Regions from separate parts of the Homo sapiens genome. Here regions 1 and 2 are each linked to region 3. Evidence: chromatin contacts called from ENCODE Hi-C or POLR2A ChIA-PET data. All regions are on one chromosome and are shown on one strand. The core of a region is the stretch at or near the end of the contact, and the rest is flanking DNA. Distances in the headings are between cores, read along the strand shown.

What was found. Hi-C counts contacts between places; a loop is a spot of excess contacts on that map. ChIA-PET counts read pairs that join two places held with the same protein, here RNA polymerase II (POLR2A). Pooled maps may share reads with other maps.
Region 1: a loop to region 3 is called in a map with no recorded cell type, with 5 times the contacts of the local background. The contact joins two enhancer-like sites. A Hi-C loop is called at or near these places in 2 of 37 single-sample maps with no recorded cell type and 3 of 50 pooled maps.
Region 2: a pooled map shows a loop between it and region 3 (7-fold over the local background). The contact joins two enhancer-like sites. A Hi-C loop is called at or near these places in 1 of 37 single-sample maps with no recorded cell type and 3 of 50 pooled maps. POLR2A ChIA-PET finds 5 or more read pairs at or near these places in 1 of 52 experiments (CD4-positive, alpha-beta T cell).

The regions. Positions count from the first base shown.
Region 1 is chr2:62,305,525-62,309,988 of GRCh38, reverse strand. No RefSeq gene overlaps it. Among named protein-coding and RNA genes, the nearest start is that of MIR5192, 100 kb to the right of the region's middle. RefSeq lists enhancers at 1-91, 2,897-3,186, 3,907-3,976, 4,017-4,086, 3,652-4,177 and 1 more. Within about 2 kb of position 2,893, at least 18 of the 41 ENCODE cell types and tissues checked have a DNase peak (open chromatin) inside an H3K27ac peak, as active enhancers do.
Region 2 is chr2:62,143,778-62,148,302 of GRCh38, reverse strand. It overlaps the pseudogene RPSAP26. Among named protein-coding and RNA genes, the nearest start is that of B3GNT2, 50 kb to the left of the region's middle. Within about 2 kb of position 2,487, at least 3 of the 41 ENCODE cell types and tissues checked have a DNase peak (open chromatin) inside an H3K27ac peak, as active enhancers do.
Region 3 is chr2:60,839,564-60,843,931 of GRCh38, reverse strand. No RefSeq gene overlaps it. Among named protein-coding and RNA genes, the nearest start is that of REL-DT, 40 kb to the left of the region's middle. RefSeq lists an enhancer at 2,444-2,863. Within about 2 kb of position 2,976, at least 5 of the 41 ENCODE cell types and tissues checked have a DNase peak (open chromatin) inside an H3K27ac peak, as active enhancers do.

The sequences.
Region 1 (4,464 bases), core at 1,644-4,143, 1.5 Mb before region 3:
GCAGCAAGTGAGAGCCATGTGTGGGAGAAGACGGAGGGGGACGTGCAAGAAGAACTGTGCCTCTCACATGGCCACCGTGAGAATCGAGTGCAGTCTAACGAAGGACTACGTTCACTTATCGGTGTGAGAAACACACGTGAAAGACTTGAGTTATTTTGAAATCACGTTTTGTTTCATGGTCTTTTGACCGCATCGCAGCTCCAGCACAGAGCTGAGCCACGTGGACCGAGGCTCTGTGAGCTTTCCTCTCCTCCCCATCACTGAATGCTTTCTGCCCTCCAGGCCCCTGCTAAGTGCTTGGCAGACTCCTCTCCTGTCCTCACAGCAACTCTAGAAGGACAGTGCTGTTTTAGATGACAAAACTGAAGCCTCACAGCAAACCTCAGTGAAATAGCCAAGGTCTAAAAGCTCAGATTACCTCATGCCTAGCTCAGAACTATTAGAATAATAATTGAAGCAGCAAGGAGCCTTGAGGCGACACCTAGAAGCTGGCAACCAACCCTACTACTGGTCTATGCTCTTGGGACAGCCTTGCCTCCTGGGATAATGGCAGCTCTGTTACCCTCCAGGAGATAGAGAATGGTGTGTTTCTGGCATTGAGGCCTAGCCAGGCCAGGGTGGGCAGAGGTGGCTGCTATACAATGGGCTCTGGAGCCAGACCGACAGGGTTCCCCCCAGCTCTGCCACTCTCTAGCTATATGGGCATGTTATCTGACCTCCCTGGGCCTCTGTTTCCTCATCTGCAAAATGGGGATAATAATAGTTGCCACCTCAGAGGGCAGTTGTGAGGATTAAGTGAATTAATACAGTATGTGACATGCTTAGAACAGCACTGGACACAGTAAGCCCTTAATAAAAGCTAGCTCTTGTGATTATTGAAAAACATGATGCTCTACTCAGATCTGACAAGACCTTAGCTACAAAAAATATAAATCATCAAGCAGACTGTCTGATATGTGTATTTTTATTAAGTGTAAGAATGAACCTCGGCTGGGTGCAGTGGCTCACGCCTGTAATCCCAGCACTTTGGGGAGGCCAAGTTGGGCAGATCACTTGAGATCAGGAGTTCGAGACCAGCCTGGCCAACATGGTGAAACCCCATCTCCACTAAAAATACAAAAAATTAGCCAGGCATTGTGGTGCATGCCTGTAATCTCAGCTGCTCGGGAGGCCAAGGCAGGAGAATTGCTTGAACCCGGGAGGTTCATTCGTGACCCCTCTATCTCAATTCCTGCTTCTGTGGAATGGGGATTGCTCTCTGCCTCACAGAGATTTTGTGAGCAGGAAAGGCACAGAGTAGGACTCACAGCAGCTAATAAATAAGTTTGTCTCCTTGGTTTATAATGGCCAAGCTCATGCACCCTCAGAATAAGTACAGAAGGTGAGGAGACTGTGCAAGTAAACATGGTAGGTACAGGTGACCCGGGTCCAAGCCCCTTGTTGGGCCAGGTGTTCCCTTTTCCTTCCTCTCTCTCAGGCCTGCTTAGGGATTAGAGGGTGGGAGAGCCAGTCAAGAGCAGGTTGCCATCCTCCAGCAGCACGGAGGTCTGTGATGGTCTGGGATGTGACAGGGACCTGTGGCTGATTTCTAACCAGCCTTCTAACCAGTTGAAGAGCTGGACCAGCTTTCTGTGCTGCAGAAAGCTGCAGCGGGGTTGACAGACAGACTTGCACTCACACCCTGGGCACATCACCTTCTGCAGACCTTATGGGCCTCACCTATAAAGCAGGGATAATAGAGCCTACCCCACAGACCTCTTCTGAGGATTCCAGATGGTACTTGGGAAAGCACCTTGCAGGGCACCTGGCATCTAGCACGCTTCTGTAAAAGCCACTCGGATGCGACATTCCTAGCCCACGTGGTTGCTCTTTGGTTTTCCTTTTCTGTAAAATGGTGATGATAAAACTACCACCTCCCAGGTTTAACATGAGCATGAGATAAGGCAGGGCACAGAGGAAACGTCGATAAAGGACAGCTACGAGGGATGTTACATGCTTTTACACTTATTATTCCTGTGAACCAAGAGTTTGGATAGCGCTCCGATCCTTGATAAAGGGCCTTTCCAACTAATCTCAGGGACCACTCCTACAAGAATCACATAAGCATGGCAACTGCTCCCTGCCTTCTACAACTTCCTGGCTGGCACAGATCAGGGACTCGCCCACAGGTCTCCTTGCTAGGCAGGCTCCTCGGCCCCTCCCTGGTGCCCTGTCAGCTCTAGGCTTTCTTGCCCCCTCATCAGGCAGTGCCTACCCACCCCTCATAGAAACCCACATGTACAGAGGGACTCAGGTTCAAGGCCTTCTCTTTTTTGGTTGCCCCGTAGATAAGCACTCATGGCATTTTAGTTTTGTAAGTTTCACAGCAGATAATTACAGGAAAACAGATAGGGGATGGTCAAAAGAGCAAATCCCAGGAAGGTGCGAAGTCCTCCCAGGCTGGTCCTGACTTTCTGGGAATAGGAAGTGTTACTCCTGAAGACTGTGGCGATTCATAGGACTTTTATATTGAACATGGGACCAGGACACCGAGAGGCAGGTCAGCCCTGGAGAAATTTCAGCCAGTGCTAGTTTCCTGTCAGGAAGGGCAGGGGAGAAATGGGCAGCTTCCACTCTTCACAAAGGATAGCAGTGAATGAACTCCACTGCTACAGAGACAAACCCCTCAGGTCCTGGCTGAAGACAGACGAGGCAGCCAGCAATCTCAGATGCCTTACCTATTTCCAGGGGACAGGGGGCTGGACACAGAGAGGAGGGTCACCAGCCTGGCACAGAGAACACAGAGAGCAGAAAACTGAGCCAAGAAGGCTGCCCCCTCCAAGTGTTTACCTGAAATATTCACAAACATGATGAGTCACAGAAAGAAAGCAGAAAAACCAGTAAGATGTGTAACCAGATTCTCTTCCACAAAGCAAGGAGAAGTTGTGGCAATAATGCCAGTGGGCACGGTGTGCTCTGCTGAGGGCCCTGCTTGAGAAACCTGTGTCTCCACCACACTTTCGGCCTCAGCTAAGGTTGAGAAGGGAAACTGACAACTGTGCCAGGGCAGGAAAGTCCCTGCAGGAAGCCTGCTGCTGGTCTGGGTTACCAGGGCAACTGGCAGCTGCTCTCTTCTCTTGAAAGAGAATGGACTTGGGAGGCCCAGATGGGCTCTGCCCTAGTAGCCCAAATAAGAAGGCTTAACCTTAGACAGCATCAAATAACATCGGAGTACGCCGCCCCCACAGCACTTCCCATGCATCCCCATCTGATTTCATCTACCTCTCAGGAGAGCCGGGTGCAGGGTGATTATAACCATTCCATTCCACAGTGGAGAAAACTGAGATCCGGAGACACTAAGTCACTTGCTTAGATTTACATGACTAAGAATTAGTTTGGATCCATCTGGGCATGGTGGCTCACACCTATAATCCCAGCACTTTGGGAGGCTGAAGTGGGCGGATCACTTGAGGTCAGGAGTCCGAGACCAGCCTGGACAACATGGTGAAATGCCATCTCTACTGAAAATACAAAAACAAAAACAAAAACAACCAACCAAACAGACAAAAAACTAGCCAGGCTGGGGGCTTATGCCTGTAATCCCAGCTACTTGGGAGGCTGAGGAAGGAGAATTGCTTGAACCCGGGAGGTGGAGGTTGCGGTGAGCCGAAATCGCACCACTGCACTCCAGCCTGGGTGACAGAGGGAGACTCTGTCTCAAAAAAAAAAAAAAAAAAAAAAAAATAGAATTAGCTTGGATCCTACCTGAGTCTTTAAACACCAAGTCTAGTGAACATCCCCCTACACAGTCTGGCTGCCGAATCAAGAGCTTGGGTTTTTTCAGTGCTCTCATATCTATGAATGCATGCATTCTGTTTGCAAAATACCAGGCATGGATCATACCCCTCTTCATCTCCCACATCAGAGATGTGAAACGGCCGTGCAAGGAGGCAGGGCTGCCACGGCAGCAGTTTGAGTGGGTAGCCAACATCTGACCGAGACTCGAATCCAGAGCTTTTTCCATGACACCAGCTGGCTGCCTTGCCCCTCACCACATCTGGAAAAAATGACTCAGGTGACAGCAGGCTAATCATGTCATCCTTGTGACTGCAGGTGCCACGTCGTTTATGAAGCACTTTAAAGTGGGAACGCTTGCCCTGGCTTTCCCCCAGGCCTTTATTAAGTAAAGGTCATGCTGTTTGTTAAGATTTGAGCACACTGGTGGCTGGCTCACAGGAAAGAGCTTCATAAGCTGTGCCTGAGATAAGGTTGCTTCTGGAGGCCTCTCTGCAGAGAAGAGCGAAGCCCACCCCCACTGCCTGGCTGGTTGGATAATAAGACTCAGAAGCTCCAGTTCTCCCTGTCCCGTCTGGCCTCTGTGAATTGTCTGACTGCACTGCCACTTTTCTCACCTGCCTGAGGTTACTGTCCCAGAACCACCTGACCGCACAAGAAAGGCGGGAGCAAAGATAGGTTCAGGCCCAG
Region 2 (4,525 bases), core at 1,238-3,737, 1.3 Mb before region 3:
GACCATTTCATGGAAAGGGAAATAAAAGTAGCAAAGACATAAAAGAAAAACAAAAACGCTCAATCTCACCAATGATTGGGAAAAATGCAAAAATGAGTTTTGACTCATCATACTGGCAAAAATTATGGTATTACCAAGCACTGACAAGGATAATGGGAAATACAGTCATCGTTGCTTAATGACGGGGATACATCCTGAGCAGTGCATCATTAGGCAATTTCATCATTGTGTGAACATCACAGAGTACTTACACAAACCTAGACAGTACAGCCTACTTACATGGTAGAGTTTATGGGCTACAAACCTGTACAGCATGTTGCTGTACTGAATACTGTAGACAACTGTAACACAATGGTATTTGTCTGTCTAAACACAGAAAAGATACAGTAAAAATACGGTGTAAAAGATAAAAAATGGTATACCTGTCTAGGGTATTTATCTGAATGGAGCTTGCAAGACTGGAAGTTTCTCTAGGTGAGTCAGTGTGTGAGATGTCAGTGAATGTGAAGGCCTAGGACATTACTGTACCCTACTGTAGACTTTACACTATACACTTATGCTACACTAAATTAAAAAATTTTTCTTCAATAAATTTAACCTTAGTTCACTGTAATTAACTTTTTGGCTCTCTTTTAATAACACTTATCTGAAAACACAAACACACTGTACAGCTGTATAAAAATATTTTCTTTATAGTCTCATTCTGTAAGCTTTTTTCCTATTAAAATTTTTAAAAATTTATTTACTTTTTAATTTTTTCTTGTCAAAAACCAGGACACAAATACACATTAGCCTAGGTGTACACAGGGTCGGGATCATCAATATCACTGTCTTCCACCTCTACATCTTGTCCCACTGGACGGTCTCCAGGGGCAATACGCGCATAGAGCTGTCATCTCCTATGATAACACTGCCTTCTTCTGGAATCCCTCCTGAAGGACCTGCCTGAGGTTGTTTTACAGTTAACTTTTTTTTTTTTTAGAAACTGATGTTTATTTTCCATCAACCATTTTTCCATGTTGCTTAAGAGCCTATGCAAGAACAGCTTAAGACCAGTCAGTGGTTGCTCCTACCCATTCAGTGGCCTGAGCAGTGGGAGCTGCAGACCAGTCTTCCGTGGCAGGCTGAGCGCTCCCGTCTTCAGTAGGGAATAGGCACAGAGGGCACCTGTACACCTTCAGACCAGTCTGCAACCTCAGGCTGAGTAACAGTGAACTCAGGAGCTGGAGCAGTCCATTCACCCTGAAATTCCTCCTTGGTCACTGCCTTTTCAGCAGCAGCCTGCTCTTCTCTTTCAATCTCTTCAGGATCTCTGTAGAAGTACAGATCAGGCATGACCTCCCATGGGTGTTCACAGGAAATGGTGCCACGCATGCGCAGAACTTCCCGAGCCAGCATCCACCACATCAAACCCACTGAGTGAGCTCCCTTGTTGTTGCATGGGATGGCAATGTCCACATAGTGCAGAGGAGAATCTGTGTTACACAGCGCAATGGTAGGTAGGTTAACATAAGATGCCTCCATGAGAGGCTGGTGGTCAGCCCTGGGGTCAGTAACCACAAGAAGCCGTGGCTCCCGGAAGGCTGCCTGGATCTGGTTAGCGAAGGTTCCAGGAGTGAAGCGGCCAGCAATTGGAGTGGCTCCAGTGGCAGCAGCAAACTTTAGCACGGCCCTCTGGCCAGTATTCCTGGAGGATATAACACTGACATCAGCAGGGTTTTCAATGGCAACAATAGCACGAGCTGCCAGCAGAAGCTTCTCCCAGGTCCTCTTCAGATTTATGATATAGATGCCATCACTTTTCCTTTTATAGATGTACTGTTCCATCTGGAAGTCAAGATTGGTGCCACCTAAGTGAGTTCCTGCTGCAAGGAACTTAAGGACATCCTCCTCCTTCATTTGCAGGACATCAAGGGCTCCGGACATTGTGAAAGTTTCCCTTTAAGTTACGATGGGAATCCAGAACAACGCCGTATGGACCCCTCTGCAGGTAGCGTGGAAAGGACTTTTTTTTTTTTTTAATAAGTAGAGAGTATACTTAAAAGATAAAAAGCACAGTATAGTAAGTACATAAACCAGTAACACACTTATTATCAAGTATTATGTATTGCACATAATTGTGTTATATTTTTATATGACTGGCAGTGCAGTAGTTTATTTATACCAGCATCACCACAAACACATAAATAATGTGCTATGACACTAGTGATGGGAATTTTTCAGCTCCATTATAATCTTATGGGACCATTGTCACACATGTCATCTGTCATTGACTGAAACATCGTTACGCGGAGCATGACTGTAGATATTCTCATACACTGCTTGTGAAAGTATACATTGGTTGGGCTACTTTAGAGGGCTATTTGCCAATATTTATATGCATTCTGAGTTTGAGAGATTCTGAGAACTATGCTGGAGCCACTTCATACCAGCTAACAGAGCTGATTGTGCATTCATGTCTCATTAGTAGTTTGAAATCGGCCATGGTGGAAGAATTCACACCATGGAAATTGGCAAATGCTACAAATCAGCCCCACTTCCTCTTTTTGGAAGACTGGTTGTTAAACATTTATTAGTACTCTAAAGTCTATTTGACAGTGTCTACAATAAAAAAAAGAAAGAAAGAAAGAAAAAGCACATAACCCATGATACAGTATTCCTGTTTTCTAAGATATATTTGTACATGTAAACAGGGATGCATGTTCAAGGATGTTCACAGCAGCATTATTTGCAATGGAAAATTGAAGACAACCTAAAAACCCACTCATTGATAGTGTAAACCAAAAAGCATCTGAGACAGGTCTCAATTGATTAAGACGTTTACTTTGCCAAGGTTAAGGACCGTGGCCCATGCTGCAGCCTCAGGAGGTCCTGAGAACATGTGCCCAAGATGGTGGGATTGCGGCTTGGTTTTAGGGAGACAGAAGTTATGGGCAAAGACATAAATCAATACATGGAAGGTATACATTGGTTTTGGCCTGGAATAGGGGGACATCTCAAAGTGGGAGTTGGGGGCTGTTTCTAGGTCACAGGTGGATTGAGAGATTTCCTGACTGGCAGTTGGTTCAAAGAGTTAAGCTCTGAGTGAAGAGTTGAAGTCAGCTTGAGTTATGGTAAGGGGGGAATGTTTTGGAAGCCAAGGTTTTTGTCATGTAGGTGAAACCTCCAAAGAACAAGCTTCAGAGATAATAGATGTGACAGTCTCTTATCTGACCTAAAAGGTGTCAAACTCTGTGGAAAAACCTAGTAGAGGAAGGAGATTCTCTAAAAAAATGCAAATTTCCCCCACAAGGGACAGCTTTGCAGGGCCATTCAAAGTATGTCGAAGAAATATATTTTGGGGTAAAATATTCTGATCTCCTTCCGGGCCTGCTGTCTGTCATGAGATGTTACATCAGAGTCAGGTTGGAATTTGATCTTATTGCTACAAAGAGTCTGTTTTGTCGGTCTTAAAATCTCTGTTTTAATGTTAATGCTGGTCAGTTGGGTCTAAACTCCAAAAAGAGAAGGGTATATAATGAGACCTTCCCCCTCTCTTCCTGTCATGGCCTGAACTTCTAACCACCCCTCTTCCTGTCATGGCCTGAACTTTTTCAGGTTTTTTTTGGGATCCCCTTGGCTGAGGGGGTACATTCAGTTGGTTGGGGAGATTAGAATTTTGTTTTTGGTTTATAATAGGAAACTCAAAAACAAAAACCTCCAGCCTATTCTAAATGGAACACTATGCAGCAGTTAAAATTAATAAACTAAATTTATATAAACTGTTGGGAGAAAAAACTTCTCTACCAATTTAGGTCCAATTGGTCGGTGGCCTGTGAATCAACTGACAATACACAGATTAACAGGAGAAAAACGTACTACATATGCGAAGGTACCCTAAAGAGAGTAGCTCCCAGAATAGCTGGGGGGGAAAAAATCACACAGCCATAAAAGAGAATAAAATCGTATCCTTTGCAGCGACATGGATGCAGCTGGAGGCCATTATCCTAAGCAAATTAATGCAAGAACAGAAAACCAAATACCACATGTTACAAGTGGGAGCTAAACTGTGGATTCTTATAGACATAAAGACGGCAATAATAGCTACTAGGGACTACTGGGGTTGAAAGACTAACTACTGGGTACTATGTTCACTACCCGGGTGACAGAATCATTCATATGCCAAATGTCAGCATCACACAATATACCTAAAGTATCAAACATGCACATGGACCCCTAAATCTATGAACACAATTAATGGCTAAACTTCTAGGTGCAAAACTAGGGATGGCATTTGGGCTGTAAAGAATGGCACAGGCTGTGGTTACCCCAGTAACCACTTTCTTCCAGGACTCACTCAAGGCAATAGGGACTTGCTTGGTCTTGCCCCTTCTGTTATGGTTCCAGGGGTGGTTGCCCAAAGGTGATGCAAGTTGATTCTCCCAGGGATGGGTCCCCAGTGAGAGCTCTCAAGCTATTCAGGGACCTTCAGAGCCAAATTCCCCTAGCATTTTGTTCAACTCTTCCCCATGTGTACAGGGACAAG
Region 3 (4,368 bases), core at 1,727-4,226:
ACACGTGAGACCATATGCCATTTGCAAAGCATGTGATATATGATGGCATTGGTGGTTCTTCTCCTCATGCACAGCAGAATCACCCAGGGAGCTTTTACGTATACTGTTTTCTTGCTAGAATGTGGAGCAACTAGAATTCACAAACATTGCGGAGCAACTAGAATTCACAAACATTGCTAATGGGAGTATAAATTGGTAGAATCACTTTGAAAAGCAGTTTGGCAGCATCTACTAAAATTGAACCAAATCCTACCCTGCAATCCAGCAATTCTGCTCCTCAGTTTATACCCAGATAAAAGTGTGCGCACATGCACTGGAAGGCACATACAAGGATGTTTGCAGCAGCATTATTTGTAATTGCTCAAACTAGAAACAACTCAAATGCCCAGCAGAACAGACAAATTGTGATATACCCAGTTATGCAAATATAAAAAAATGTATGCTTTGTGATAATTCACTGAGTTGCACACATGACTTGTGCACTTTTTTGGCTATTTATATATTACTTCAACTAGAAAACAAAACTGGCTGGGCACGATGGCTCATGCCTGTAATCCCAGCACTTTAGGAGGCTGAGGCACAAGGATTGCTTGAGCCTAGGAGTTTAAGGCTGCAGTAAGCCATGACTGAACCACTGCACCCCAACCCTGGGCAATGGAGCAAGACCCTGTCTCAAAAACAAAACACACACAGAAAAAAAACAAAAAGCAAAACTGCTGCTTAGTTTCCCACCCCAGACCAATTAAATTAGAAGCCTGCGGGTGGGGCCCGGGACAGGTGTTTTCAGGAGTGCAGCCAGGGGTGAGAACACTGCCCTCTCCTTTGTTGGTGCCATTCCGTCCCAGGGGGAAGATCGAGGACTGTGTCTGGGTGCTGCTGAAAGTGCCTCTAGGTGGTGGGGGGACAGGGCTGTCTTCGGGAGGGAAGGAAGGCAACAGGAATGGCCCACACCTCCACACCTCTGAAAGTGAGGACAGGCTTCTCCCCTGAGGTAGTGAATGAAGACTACCACCAGCCTTCAGGGGCTGCTCCTGACCGTCCTCCCTTAAGCAATTCCTGAATTTAATTTCAGGCTTACTATTCAGAACAGTTGCAGCTTTTCGGTATTTTTATTTGCCTGGTCCTTTGTGGAGGTTTTGTCTCTTCATTTGTATTTTTGTGTTTTACTGTAGTGGCCTAGTTTAAATTCTTTTCTGTCTTCCTTTTAATACTATAATCTCTTAGCCTACAAATTAAACAACCACATCCAATTGTGCCATCATCTGCCAGGTGGTGTGGGCTGGTTTTCTAACTCTTGTCCTACATGTGAGGGACAAATTCTGAATGCATGCCACTCTTAGTCTTCGCTATTCGCGACTATTCTCAATTAAGAAAAGGCTTATAAACGTGGAGACCCTTTAGTATCTCCTGACTTTATTCTGATTTCTTTTTTCTATGGATCTCCTCTGTGGAGATATTCTGGTTTCATAAATGAAAAACATTTATGGGTCAAGCTATGTAGCTTGATAAAAGATCCTACTACAATTTTAACAAATCAGGGGTTTTACCAAAATAATACCACTAGACCTCAACTTAAATAGCATTTTAACAAGACTGTGGCCTCTTTAACATTTGTTAAAATAGCTAGATATAGATTTTTAAAGTTATTTTTATTACATAATATTGAAGATATTATCAAAAGAAATAAACTTTGTTATAATTCTAAACTCATAGCAAAAATTATATAGATTTTGTGTATTATATAGATTATATAAGGACCTTGAAATAATGCACAAATGTCTTTCTAGATGCAAACACATTCTTCATATGACCATTATAATTTCTGAAAGAAAATCTGTATACATACATATGTATTATGTGGGAAAAAAAAGCCATCTACTGTGGCTATCATCGGATTATGAATGATTTCACATGTTTTCACTTTTTTTTTTTTTTTTTTTTTTTTTTGAGGTGGAATCTCACTCTCGTCCAGGCTGGAGTACAGTGGTGCCATCTCGGCTCACTGCAACCTCTGCGTCCTGGGTTCAATCAATTCTCCTGCCTCAGCCTCCTGAGTAGCTGGGATTACAGGCACATGCCACCATGTCCGTCTACTTTTTGTATTTTTAGTAGAGGTGGAGTTGCACCATGTTGGCCAGGCTGGTCTCAAGCTCCTGACCTCAGGTGATCCACCTCCCAAAGTGCTGGGATTACAGGCATGAGCCACCGCGCCCGGCCTGTTTTCACTTTTGTTTGTATTTTTTTGCTTCAGTAAAAAAGAGTTGAGAATAAGTAGAAAATAAGAAATATAGGCATCCTTCTGTATGTTGCAATGAAGGTCTTAATAGCAAAGAAACTGGCTTCTGGGACCAGCAGTATCAGCATCACCTGGGAACTTGTTAGAAATGCAAATTCTTGAGCCCACCCCAGACCTGCTAAATTAGAAACTCTGGGGGTAGGTCCAGCAATCTGCTTTAAGGAAACCTCAAGGTGACTCTGATGCATACTAAATTTGAAGACCACTGTTCTAAAGGATAGCACAAAACCAATTTGGCAAATGCTTAAGAGAGATCCAGTCTGGGAATAGATGTTTTGTTTTGTTCAATTTGGTCTCTGCCCCTTCCCTTCCTCAGCCAACCCGATTCATCTTGCTGCAATCAAACCTGTACCAGTGTTTCTCAACCCTGGCTGGGGAGCTCTTAAAAATGCCTGTGCCCAGGTGTCTCTCCAGGCCAATCTAATCACACCCTCTGTGGATGGGTCCCGGGCATCCAGGTGCTCCTGCTGTGCGCCAGGCTTGACAAATTCTGTTCTATATTCAGGTACTTTTGCGGTTGAAACAGATGATTGTTAACACCTGCCCTCAACTTCTTTCATTTATTTCCTGCAGACTCTGTGAAGCAGAACTCGGGCCTCTAGCGTCTGCTAGTCTAGATCTAAAGGTGTTTCCTGAGGGACAGTTTGGCCTGGCATGCAGGTACCTCTGCAGACCACAACAGTGCACCGAAAACACCCCCTCCCAGCACGCACACAAGTCTGGCTCCTCAGCCAAACATCAAACACCAACACTGCTGCCCATGCCAGATGCCAAGTGAGATAATGTGTGTTATACCCTTAGTGTGTTACAAAGAGAAAAGATTAATAAATGTTAGCTATCCTTATCTTCATTATCTAAATAAGGCATGTGGATCTCTTTTCATTTAAACTCACAAAATACCTGCTTAGAAGGCCTATCATGGTTGTTTCATCTTGAATTTTGTAACCATCAACTTTCATGTGAAGCCAGTGAGGGACCACTCACAGTCATGAGGGATGTTCTAAGCCAGCAGTTCTTAAAATGTGTATCACACGGGATCTTGTTAGAAATGTAAACTCTGGGCCCGGCACGGTGGCTCACGCCTGTAATCCCAGCACTTTGGGAGGCCGAGGCAGGCGGATCACGAGGTCAGGAGATTGAGACCATCCTGGCTAACACAGTGAAACCCCGTCTCTACTAAAAATACAAAAAATCAGCTGGGCGTGGTGGGCACCTGTAGTCCCAGCTACTCGGGAGGCTGAGGCAGGAGAATGGCGTGAACCCGGAAGGCGGAGCTTGCAGTGAGCCGAGATCACGCCACTGCACTCCAGCCTGGGTGACAGAGCAAGACTCCGTCTCAAAAAAAAGAAAAGAAAAGAAATGCAAACTCCGCTAGGCCTGGCGGCTTGTGCCTGTAATCCCAGTGCTTTAGGAGGCTAAGGTGGGAGAATTCTTCAGCTCAGGAGTTCAAGACCAGCCTGGGGAACATAGTGAGACCGCCCCCCACTGCCCCCACTCCACCACTTCCCTGCTCATAAATGAATGAGTAAAAAGAAATGCAAATTCTTTATTTTATTTATTGTTTTTGAGACAGGGTCTCACTCTGTTGCCCAGGCTGGAGTGCAGTAGCTCCATCTCGGCTCACTGCAGCCTCCATCTCCTGGGTTCAAGTGATTCTCCTGCCTCAGCCTCCCGAGTAGCTGGGATTACAGGCACCTGCCACCATGCCCAGCTGATTTTTGTATTTTTAGTAGAGGTGGGGTTTCACCATGTTGGCCAGGCTGATCTGGAACTCGTGGCCTCAAGCCATCCACCCGCCTCAGCCTCCCAAAGTGCTGGGACTACAGGTATGAGCCACCATGCCCAGCCAAGAAATGCAAATTCTTGAGGCCTACCTCAGTACTACTATATCAAAAACCCTGGAGGTGGTGCCCAGCCACCCATTTTCACAAGGCCCCCTGTGTTTCTGATGCATGCTCAGGTTTAAGAACTGCTGCTCTAAGCCTTCAGCCTCTCGAGCTTGTTGGAAATGCATGACCTCAGGCCCCACCCCAGATGACTGATTTAGAATCCCCAGGTCATTCAGATGCACA